Linked DNA regions of Homo sapiens: region 2 is linked to region 1. The links are chromatin loops, found by intact Hi-C in ENCODE. Cell type or tissue: adrenal gland. All regions are shown on one strand. Region 1 overlaps CHRNB2 (cholinergic receptor nicotinic beta 2 subunit). Region 2 overlaps KCNN3 (potassium calcium-activated channel subfamily N member 3).

The links. Hi-C counts contacts between places; a loop is a spot of excess contacts. Peaks named below come from ENCODE experiments on the same cell type or tissue, not always from the same donor. Only the 100,000 strongest peaks of a DNase experiment are listed, where the experiment ranks them.
Region 2: a loop joins it to region 1, with 3.0 times the contacts of the local background. A loop is called at or near these places in 31 of 110 quality-filtered maps.

Annotation. Positions count from the first base shown.
Region 1 is chr1:154,572,235-154,577,234 of GRCh38, forward strand. It overlaps CHRNB2 (cholinergic receptor nicotinic beta 2 subunit), which reads left to right. Exons shown (of 6, transcript NM_000748.3): 6 at 3,528-5,000. The coding sequence ends at 3,698. Among named protein-coding and RNA genes, the nearest start is that of CHRNB2, 7.0 kb to the left of the region's middle. RefSeq lists a silencer at 2,539-2,833. In adrenal gland, no CTCF peak of the experiment used is centred here; a DNase peak (open chromatin) is centred at 2,651.
Region 2 is chr1:154,757,949-154,762,948 of GRCh38, forward strand. The region is part of intron 3 of KCNN3 (potassium calcium-activated channel subfamily N member 3); the gene reads right to left. Among named protein-coding and RNA genes, the nearest start is that of KCNN3, 110 kb to the right of the region's middle. RefSeq lists a silencer at 2,564-2,933. In adrenal gland, CTCF peaks have their summits at 2,646 (motif pointing left) and 2,859; a DNase peak (open chromatin) is centred at 2,653; H3K4me3 peaks cover 735 bases; H3K27me3 peaks cover 2,126 bases.

The DNA of each region.
Region 1 (5,000 bases):
GCGTTCTATAGACATGCAGAGGTAGTAGGAGTGTAGGGGAGGAAAATGTGAGTCAGGCCTGTGTTGCGGGCCTGGGTGCTGGCTAGGGCCCTTCTGGGTTGGCTTCCGGGAGATTGTGCGGCCTAAATTGGAGTCGGTGGAAGATGACCTTGCTGCTTCCTGAGGGCTAGCACCCAGGGCAAAATGCCTGAGCTGGGGCATCGTTATATGGGCAGGGAGGCCTGAAACACGAGGAGGCCCTTTAGGGTTGGCAGCCAGCCTGTGGCCGTGACCCCGAGAGTCCCTCCCCACCCCCCGCTGCTTGCATGCCCACATCCAAGTTGTTAACCTGCAGCTCTTAGCACAAGTGATGAGTCTTTTGTGCACCACACAGGCAGGAGGGGGCAACATTGAGGACAGTAGGAGTGGTGTGTATTGGGGGAGGGGTGGCGTTGGTGGCGGGGTTAGAGATTCCAGGAGCCTGCTTGTGGTGGAGAGCATGGAGTCCTAAATCAATATCCCTGCTCTTCTGAGTCCCAGGGGATGGCCTCCTGAAATATTTATGGAGATGGGGGTGGGTGAAGGGGAAGGCTCCTTGGCCCCTTCCTCAGGCTTTCTGCATACCCGGCTTTTGGCTTCTTCTACAGGGTTCCCTGAGAGCTTCTTTGAGACTGAGCCAAGAGTTGGGGGGAGATATGATAGGCTGACATCCCCCCGACCCCGCACTTTGGGTAGGGGCCGGCCCCACCCTGTGGTCAGTCTCTGGCTACCTGGCTGGTTCCAGGCTGAGGCTCAGCTGTTGCCATGGTGACTGGCCAGGTTTCCTCTAGGACAGCTGCCATTCTGGCTGGGGGATGAAGAAGGGCACTGCGGTGTGGGCCTCAGAGATCTGTTTCCCTGGACAGCAGGAGATGGGTTGGAGCTGAAGCTTGGACCAGGGAGCATACACTAGAGGAGATGGGGTGGGAACCTTAGAGCCAGCTGAGGCCAAGTGGGAGATGCTGGGATTCAGGGACTCAGCAGGCTGTGGTTACCGCCTCCACCTCTCCTGCTGCAGTCATGCATGTATTGTGCATTTACCGAGCTAGGTGCTGAGGATGTGGTGACCTACTTGGATGCTTCACAGGCACCTCAAACTCAACATGCTCAAAACTGAGTATTTGGTCTACATCCTAACCACCAACTTGCTCCTCCACCAGTTTTTAGTACACGGCATCACCATTCACTTAATGGCTCAGACTGAAAACCCAGAGGGATCCTTGATCCTGTCCTTTCTCACCTCCCTCTCTGTCCAATTCATCAGAAGTCTTGTCCTGTCACAACCCCAAAGTCATTCTCAGCTTCATCTGTTTTTCAGCATCTCCATGCTAACACCCTGGTTCTAGGACATCATCAGCTCTTGCCTGGCCTAGGGCAGAAGAGTCTCCTAATAGTCTCCCTGATTCAGCTCCTGTGCTCCTGCATCCAAATAGATGTCTCCCTCACGGCTCATGCCTTTCCCTCCTTGCCCAGGTCACTGGTCACTGGCTTATCTTTTATTTATTTATTTTTTTGATATGTGTTTCGCTTTTATTGCCCAGGCTGGAGTGCAGTGGTGCGACCTCGGCTCACTGCAATCTCCGCCTCCGGGGTTCAAGCGATTCTCCTGCCTCAGCCTCCCGAGTAGCTGGGATTATAGGTTCCCGCCACCACGCCCAGCTAATTTTTTGTATTTTTAGTAGAGACGGGGTTTTACCATGTTGGCCAGGCTGGTCTCAAACCCTTGACCTCAGGTGATCCACCCGCCTCAGTCTCCCAAAGTGCTGGGATTACAGGCATGAGCCACTGCGCCCAGCCTGGCTTATCTTGTCTTAAGCAAGCCAAGCTCTTTCGTGGCCTCAGGACCTTTGCACACATGGGTCCCTCTGCCTGGGATGCCCTTTTTCTTTAAAAAAAAATCATTACAATTATTAACTTTCACTCTACTATTTGAGAGTAAATTGTAGACACTGTGACCCTTTATCCCAAATAATTCAGTGTGTCTCTCCTAAGAACAGGGACACTCTCTTGCATAACCCAGGTTCAGTGATCGACTGCTGGAAATTTAGCATTGATATCTGTATCTCATATAAATTCAACATTTAAATTTTCCCGATTGTCCCAGTGATGTCCTTTGTAGCATCACCCCCCACCCTCATCCTAATCCAGGGTCTCAAATTACATTTAGTTGTCATGTCTCTAGTTTCCTTCAATCTGGAACAGTTCCTCAGCTTTGTCTTTCATGGCATAAACGTTTTTAAAGGGACCAGGCCGGCTGAATGTCCCTCCGTGTGGGTTTGTCTGATTGTTTCTTTAACTTTTTCCTCATGCAGCTGGTTCTCTCTCACTCATCAGACCTCAGCTTAAATCTCACCTCCTCAAAAAGGCATTCCCAGACCACATTCTAAATGATATCTCCTCCTTTTATCTCAATCCTTTGTTTGCCAGTGTGGAATTTTTAAATTTGTGCTTATTTTTGCTCCACCTCCCTCAGTAGACTGTAAACCACTGGCTGCGTTTCTGTTGCTCATTTGCATCCCCAGTGTGTAGCATGGTGCCAGGTATATAACAGGCACAGTTGCCAAGCGAGTGAGTTCTTCAGCTGCTGACTAAATAAAGATGCTCAGTGGCTGTCTCCCCACCCCCTGAGCTGGCCTGGCTCCAGATAAACACGTGCACAAAGGCCCAGACTCAGGCTGGAGTAGAGCAGCTCTGAGGAGATGCTGGCCGTTTGTGCAAGCCTTGTGACTGGCTCTCAAACCCACAGACAGCATTATCTTTTTGACCGATTTGTTCACATCTGGGACCTGGTCTCACCCTCTGGGGACGTAGTGTGGTTGGATGGGGCTCAGTGTGTGATCATAAAAGGAGCCAGGCCGGCTGAGGCAGCCACTTAACTCACTAAAGCATCAGCCATTTACTTAACACTCTTGTGTTCCAGATGTTGAGATGACAAAGATGAATCAGGGTCCTTGTTTAGGAACTTGTAGCTTAGTAGGGGGACAGGCATGCAAATTGAAACAATACAGTACAGTAAATATACTGTGATGGAGACGTGTACACAGTGCAGAGGGAACCCAGAGCAGACAGCAGTTCATGCTGATCTGGGGATCAAGGCAGCCTTCAGAGAAGGTGATGTTTGATTTGGGCTTTGAAAGATATGTAGGAGTGCACCAGGTAGAGAAAGGGAGCTCAGGATTTCCAGACACAAAGGAAACCCAAAGACACAGAGATCTGGGAGGACACACTAGGGTTTGGTAGGGCTATGTTATGGGGTGGGAGGAGGAGGAGATAGGCTCATATTTGTCGTGGGTGGTCTTGATTCCAGACTGGGGAGTTTGGATGGGCCCTGAAGGCAGTGGGGCCACTGGAGGCTTTTACTAAGATCAGAGCCATGCTTTAACAAGATCATTCTGGGATCACTGCAGGAGAGGAGTGGGGTGTGTGTCTGTGTGGTGGGACCCGCTTATACTCGTTTGTCTCCCATCCTGCATCATGTGACCTGGGCCTCCTCCGTCTCCTCCATCCAGGTGAGTGAGGACTGGAAGTACGTCGCCATGGTGATCGACCGCCTCTTCCTCTGGATCTTTGTCTTTGTCTGTGTCTTTGGCACCATCGGCATGTTCCTGCAGCCTCTCTTCCAGAACTACACCACCACCACCTTCCTCCACTCAGACCACTCAGCCCCCAGCTCCAAGTGAGGCCCTTCCTCATCTCCATGCTCTTTCACCCTGCCACCCTCTGCTGCACAGTAGTGTTGGGTGGAGGATGGACGAGTGAGCTACCAGGAAGAGGGGCGCTGCCCCCACAGATCCATCCTTTTGCTTCATCTGGAGTCCCTCCTCCCCCACGCCTCCATCCACACACAGCAGCTCCAACCTGGAGGCTGGACCAACTGCTTTGTTTTGGCTGCTCTCCATCTCTTGTACCAGCCCAGGCAATAGTGTTGAGGAGGGGAGCAAGGCTGCTAAGTGGAAGACAGAGATGGCAGAGCCATCCACCCTGAGGAGTGATGGGCAAGGGGCCAGGAAGGGGACAGGATTGTCTGCTGCCTCCAAGTCATGGGAGAAGAGGGGTATAGGACAAGGGGTGGAAGGGCAGGAGCTCACACCGCACCGGGCTGGCCTGACACAATGGTAGCTCTGAAGGGAGGGGAAGAGAGAGGCCTGGGTGTGACCTGACACCTGCCGCTGCTTGAGTGGACAGCAGCTGGACTGGGTGGGCCCCACAGTGGTCAGCGATTCCTGCCAAGTAGGGTTTAGCCGGGCCCCATGGTCACAGACCCCTGGGGGAGGCTTCCAGCTCAGTCCCACAGCCCCTTGCTTCTAAGGGATCCAGAGACCTGCTCCAGATCCTCTTTCCCCACTGAAGAATTCTGCACCCTCTGGACTTCCCTCTTCTTCCTTCCTTTCTCAGGCTCAAGGTGTGGGGGGCAAGGCTGAGTATTAGGGGAGCTTCTGAGTTCTGAATCTTTGGGTGACCTGCTTGGAGTCTCAGGTCCAAATACTTGAAATCTGTGAGAAGTCCAAGTTCATGGGCTTTTGGAACTGGAAGAACTTTGTACAGCCATGGATTCCAACATAAGCCATGTTGCAGATGAAGAAACTGACCCACACGGTGAGACAAGCACAGGTGGGTCTGACTCTTCCTCCCTGCCCTGAGATCCATCTGTCGAGTGCCCTGTTTTTTCCCCACTTTGAACTGACTGGTTACTCTAAGGAAGTGAACTGAGGATGTTAGCTTTAAGCCAACCCAGCCTCTTTGTCCACAGCAGAGCTGAGGTGAACAGCTGGAACCCTGCTACATCCGTGCTGCTCCAGTCTGTTCTGCTCATGGCTCCATCCTTCTGGCTGTCACTCTTCCTCTTCCCCTTCCCAACCAAACCTGAGCAGCTTTGAAGCAGAACTTGGGAAGGACAGGGCTGCTGCTGCCAGCGACACCTCAGAAAGCATAGCCTCGGCTTCCTGCCCCATGTGTCCCTGGAAGCTGTACCCTGACTCTGC
Region 2 (5,000 bases), 190 kb after region 1:
TTTCCTGGCCCAACGTCACCTGCTAGTAAGAGCATAAGCAAGGCTCCACGCTCACATCTTCCCAGAGGTCAATGGCTTAACCGCCAGCCTATGGTACTTGAACTTCTTTCGTGCGGACCCAGAGAACTGAGTTAGGACCCAAGACAGAAACTACACGTTTTAACCAATATTAACCAATAATAGGAAGAGATTTCTAAGTCAGAGCTGTCTGCAAATGGATTGGATAGTCTTTTAAAGTAGTGTCCCAGAGGGTGTTCAAAAGAGGCTGCATGACTCTGGTCAGGTTAAGTACAAGTGCAAGGTTAATGGTAGAACCAGGGGTCAAACCGAGTTTTTCCACCCTGAGTTCAGGCAGTCCTGATCACAGGATGGATCCTGTGCTGGTGCGATTGCCACTGTGTACTAGGTGTTTTCCCCTTGGCTCAGCTGAAACATGTTTAAGATATTTAAAAGGAGTTTTACTAAGTTCTGTGCCCCCTCTATTGTGGGAGTGTCAGAGCCCATCTGGGCCCGTTGCAGCATGTCTGGCCCTGTCTGAGAGGGCCCGCAGGGGCTGTGTTACCAGGCGGCTCCCAGGCGCCTTTTGGGAAAACAAAATGACCAGGTGTGTTAGGGCCAGCAGGCTTCCAGGGCCACTACTCAAAGGCAGCCAGGGGACTTTGGCTGCCCTTAAACTCTCTGTGCAGTGGGGGGCAAGCAGGCATCCAGACCGAATGGAACGAGGTGGGGTACTCAAGGAATATGGCATGTCTCACCCATATTCCCTCTCAGCTCAGCCTCTGGGGGACTGGGGCCAAGTCTCAGGGAACAGAGGAGTCTGTATTAAATGGAAGGAGAACATCGTTTTGTTTTTGTTTTTGTTTTTGTTTTTGTTTTTGAGATGGAGTCTTGCTCTGTTGCCCAGGCTGGAGTGCAATGGTGTGATCTCGGCTCACTGCATCCTCCACCTCCTGAGTTCAAGCGATTCTCTTGCCTCGGCCTCGTGAGTAGCTGGGATTACAGGCGCTCACCACCACACTGGGCTAATTTTTGTATTTTTAATAGAGACAGCGTTTCGCCATGTTGGCCAGGGTGGTATGGAACTCCTGACCTCAGGTGATCTGCCCACCTTGGCCTCCCAAAGTGCTGGGATTACAGGTGTGAGCCACCATGCCCGGCCAAAAAAAATCACATTTTTAAAAACCCTTCTAGCAGCTGCGCTATGTGAGCCAGGAATGCAGGGCTTTACCCCAGCCTGGCGCGGGGGCCCCAAGCTGGCAGTGGAGGGCAGGGGAAACACAGGGGGGTGAAGAGCTGCGCTCCTGAGAGCCAGCCTAGGACACCAAACTCATGGAGAAGGGGCCCTGTGGAGCTGAGGTGCCCGTCCTTTGAGGGAGGGGTCTGCACCGGAAATGTAGGGCACAATGGGATCACGAGGGGCAAACAAAACAACCCCAAAGTTGAAGGATGGAAAAGCTGACAGAATATGGATTTCCTGCTTGACTAATGTCAGCCCACAAATAGATGTGGCTGACGTCACTTACAGGAACCCCTTCCTTTTCCTTACCTCAGCCCCTCCAAGGAGGTGGGTGGGGGAGCGGGTGAGAATGAAGCCCCATGCCCTTAGGCATCCGCTGTAGGAAAGGAAGTCACTTCTCTCCTACACACCCAGCATGGCACTAACTGTCACTGTGTACCATCTTTGGCAGACTTGGGAAGGAATTCATTCCAGTGACAAAGGTCAGATAGTCCTCCCCAGTTAAAGAAGGAACCCTGGCATTTAACTGGGTCTCCCTAAGGCAAAAATCCTGGAGACAAAAGACACTGGTGACTTCCCAGCAGAAGAGAGTGAAGGGAAACCCAGGTTTGGTGTAATGCAGCAAATAATTTGGAATAATTTGGGGATTGACTTGACTGAAAAAATGGAATGGTTTCTCAATGCAATATGGATTTCACTTTGCACCCACAGTCCCAAACTTAGTGCTTCAGAATGCAAATTTTATGGAAATTTTCCTTGCTTTACCAGTTTCTTTTTTATTTTATTTTCTCTCTCTCTCCCACTTTCTTTCTCCTCTCTTTCTTTTCCTTCTTTCTTTCTTTTTGAGACGGAGTCTCACTCTTGTCTCCCAAGCTGGAGTGCAATGGTGCGATCTTGGCTCACTGCAACCTCCGCCTCTCAGGTTCAAGCGATTCTCCTGCCTCAGTCTCCCGAGTAGCTGGGATTACAGGTGCGCGCCACCACGCTGGCTAATAATTTCCCTATTTCTTGATTCTCCTTTCTAAGAGATATCAGCCATTACTTATAATAGCTAAGTCATGTATAATTATTTAATATAAAAGTACGAAAAAAACTAGCCACGAATGAGCAGTTTAAGTGTCAAAGGGCACAAAAATACTGCCAATGAGGAAGAGGAAAGAACGGCTGAATACGAGATCACAGAACGAGAAAGCGGCCGCGGAGTGGGACTGGAGACTGTGAATCACGCAGGTGAAATCAGAATGGGATCCCACTCGAGACAGGAGCCAGGAGCTAGCAGCAGCCCTGGAGCCGCCGGCCCAGCCCTGAAGCCGCTCCGGCTGTCGCCACAGCGAGAGGAAACCTGAACGCTCTGCTCCTCCACAGCGAGTCCCTGCAGGTGGGGACACCGCCCACCTGGCCCTCCCTGCGCCCCCTGGCGGAGCGAGCCTCGGCCTCTCCCGGGCCCCGGCCTCTCCACGACCGCCTGGCCGCGCGGGAACCACCCGCGGACTCGCGGCCTCTCCCCACCGGACCCCGCAACACCGCGGGGACGCCCGGGAGGCTACTGAAGAGCCAGTGGCGCCTGCCTCGATCACACGTCCCCTGTGGAGCTCCACCTGCCCGCACGCCGGCTCGGGCGCTCCCATAAGCGGCCGGCCGCAGAGGGGCTCCAAGGGAGGCGCGCGCCCGCGAAGAAGCACTCCGGCCCCGCAAAGGCGCCCCGCGGCCCTGTCCACCAAGGCCACTGGCCGACGGGTCGGAAGAGAGCCCTTCAAGACGGAACTTGCATTGCGCTTGTTAGAGAAAATTATGTGTAAAAACTGAGCCATTCAGCTTTACTTTCCACCCCGCGTTGATGTAAAACATGAGTTCCTATGGAAGATGAGGGGCTTCGTCAAGTGTGTAAAAACAAATGCTACCTCTTTCCATTAAAAATTTATATATGTATATTCATTCTCATTGTTGAAAATACAATAAAAAGTAATAAAAAATCACATGTAACGTCATAAGAAATCAACTTAATGTTTACATGTATGAAAATCACATGTACACCTTGGGAAGCTGAGGCGGGCGGATCACCTGAGACCAGGAGCTGCAGACCACCAGCCAGGCCAACATGGCGAAAACCCATCTCTACTAAAAATACAAAAATTAGCCGGGCATGGTGGCGCACGCCTGTAATCCCAGCTACTCAGGAGGGTGAGGCATGAGAATAGTTTGAACCCAGGAGGCAGAGGTTGCAGTGAGCCAAGATTGCGCCACTGCACTACAGCCCGGATGACAGAGCGAGACTCTATCTCATAAATAAATAAATATTACATGTAACACAAAGAAATCAACTTAATGTTTCTATGTATTTTCCAGGTATTTCTGCACCTATCTATAAATCGGTAATATCCTACATAATGCTATTTTGTACGCTCCTTTTTCAAATATTACATCATGAATATTTTCCTACCTTACTGTAATTTTCAAAAGATTGATTTTTAGGCCGGGCGCGGTGGCTCACGCCTGTAATCCCAGCACTTTGAGAGGCCGAGGCAGGTGGATCACTTGAGGCCAGGAGTTCAAGACCAGCCTGGCCAATATGGAGAAACTCCGTCTCTACTAAAAATACAAAAACTTAGCCAGGCGTTGTGGCAGGTGCCTGTAATTTCAGCTACTCGGGAGGCTGAGGCAAGATAATTGCTTGAACCCGGGAGGTGGTGGCTGCAGTGAGCCGAGATGGCGCCACTGCACTCCAGCCCGGGCGACAGAATGAGACTCCGCATCAAAAACAAACAACGAAGTAACAAACAAACAAACAAACAAACAAAAACGAAAACAAACACGTTGATTTGATTTTTTAAAATTCTTGCTAACTACCCATCATATGGATGTGCCATACTTGTTTAGCCATTGAAATCCTAGATGTTTACTTGGTTTCTCATTCTTTTCTATTATAAACTGCACCATGCAGAAGAGGTTTGATGTAAATTGATTATTCTATTAAAATAGCTTCCTAGAAAGAGAATTCCTGGATCAAAGTTACAAACTCAAGGCTCCTGTGACAAATTGTTAAATTGTTTTCCAGAAAGATGGTCTAATTTCCTTCTTGCCCTCAGCGTAAGACAACCCCATGCCCGCCCACCGCCAACAATAAGAAGATTCTCCAGCACTGAGTTATATTTATTTAAAATTTTGTCAACTCCAGAGGGGAAAAAGTAATTCTCCTTGTAGTTATAATTTGCAGTTCTTTGATTAGAGGGACTGAATATGTGTTGTGTGTTTTATTTTATTGGCTTTTTGTATTTCTTCCTTTGTAGTTGGCCTTATCTTCAGCCTATTTTTTTCACTGGGGAGATAAGTTCTTCTGATTAGTTTCTAAGACTGCTTTGTATAATAGGGATATTTACCTCTTGTCATGTTTGCTGCAAATACTTTTTCTAGCATAACATTTGCTCTTTAAATAAGTTCATATTTTTTGAGGGACTGAAATCTAAAATTGTGTGTATGATGTAATCAAACACACCAGTTTTTTCCTTCATGTTTCTTCTGAGATTTTATGCTTAACAGTTCTTTCTCCTCTCAGGGCTGATTAAATATTCACTTTGTTTTCTGGAGCTTGCTCATGGTTTCTTCTTTTACATCTGACTTTTTAATCCACCTGGAATTTATTTTGGTGGCTGGTGAGAGCTAGGGTTCCAATTTGATTTTTCATCCAAGCTTCCAATTTCTCCATTACCATTTATTGAATAATCTATCGCTTCCCAGTTGGTTTTCTTTCTCGTATATTGGGTTC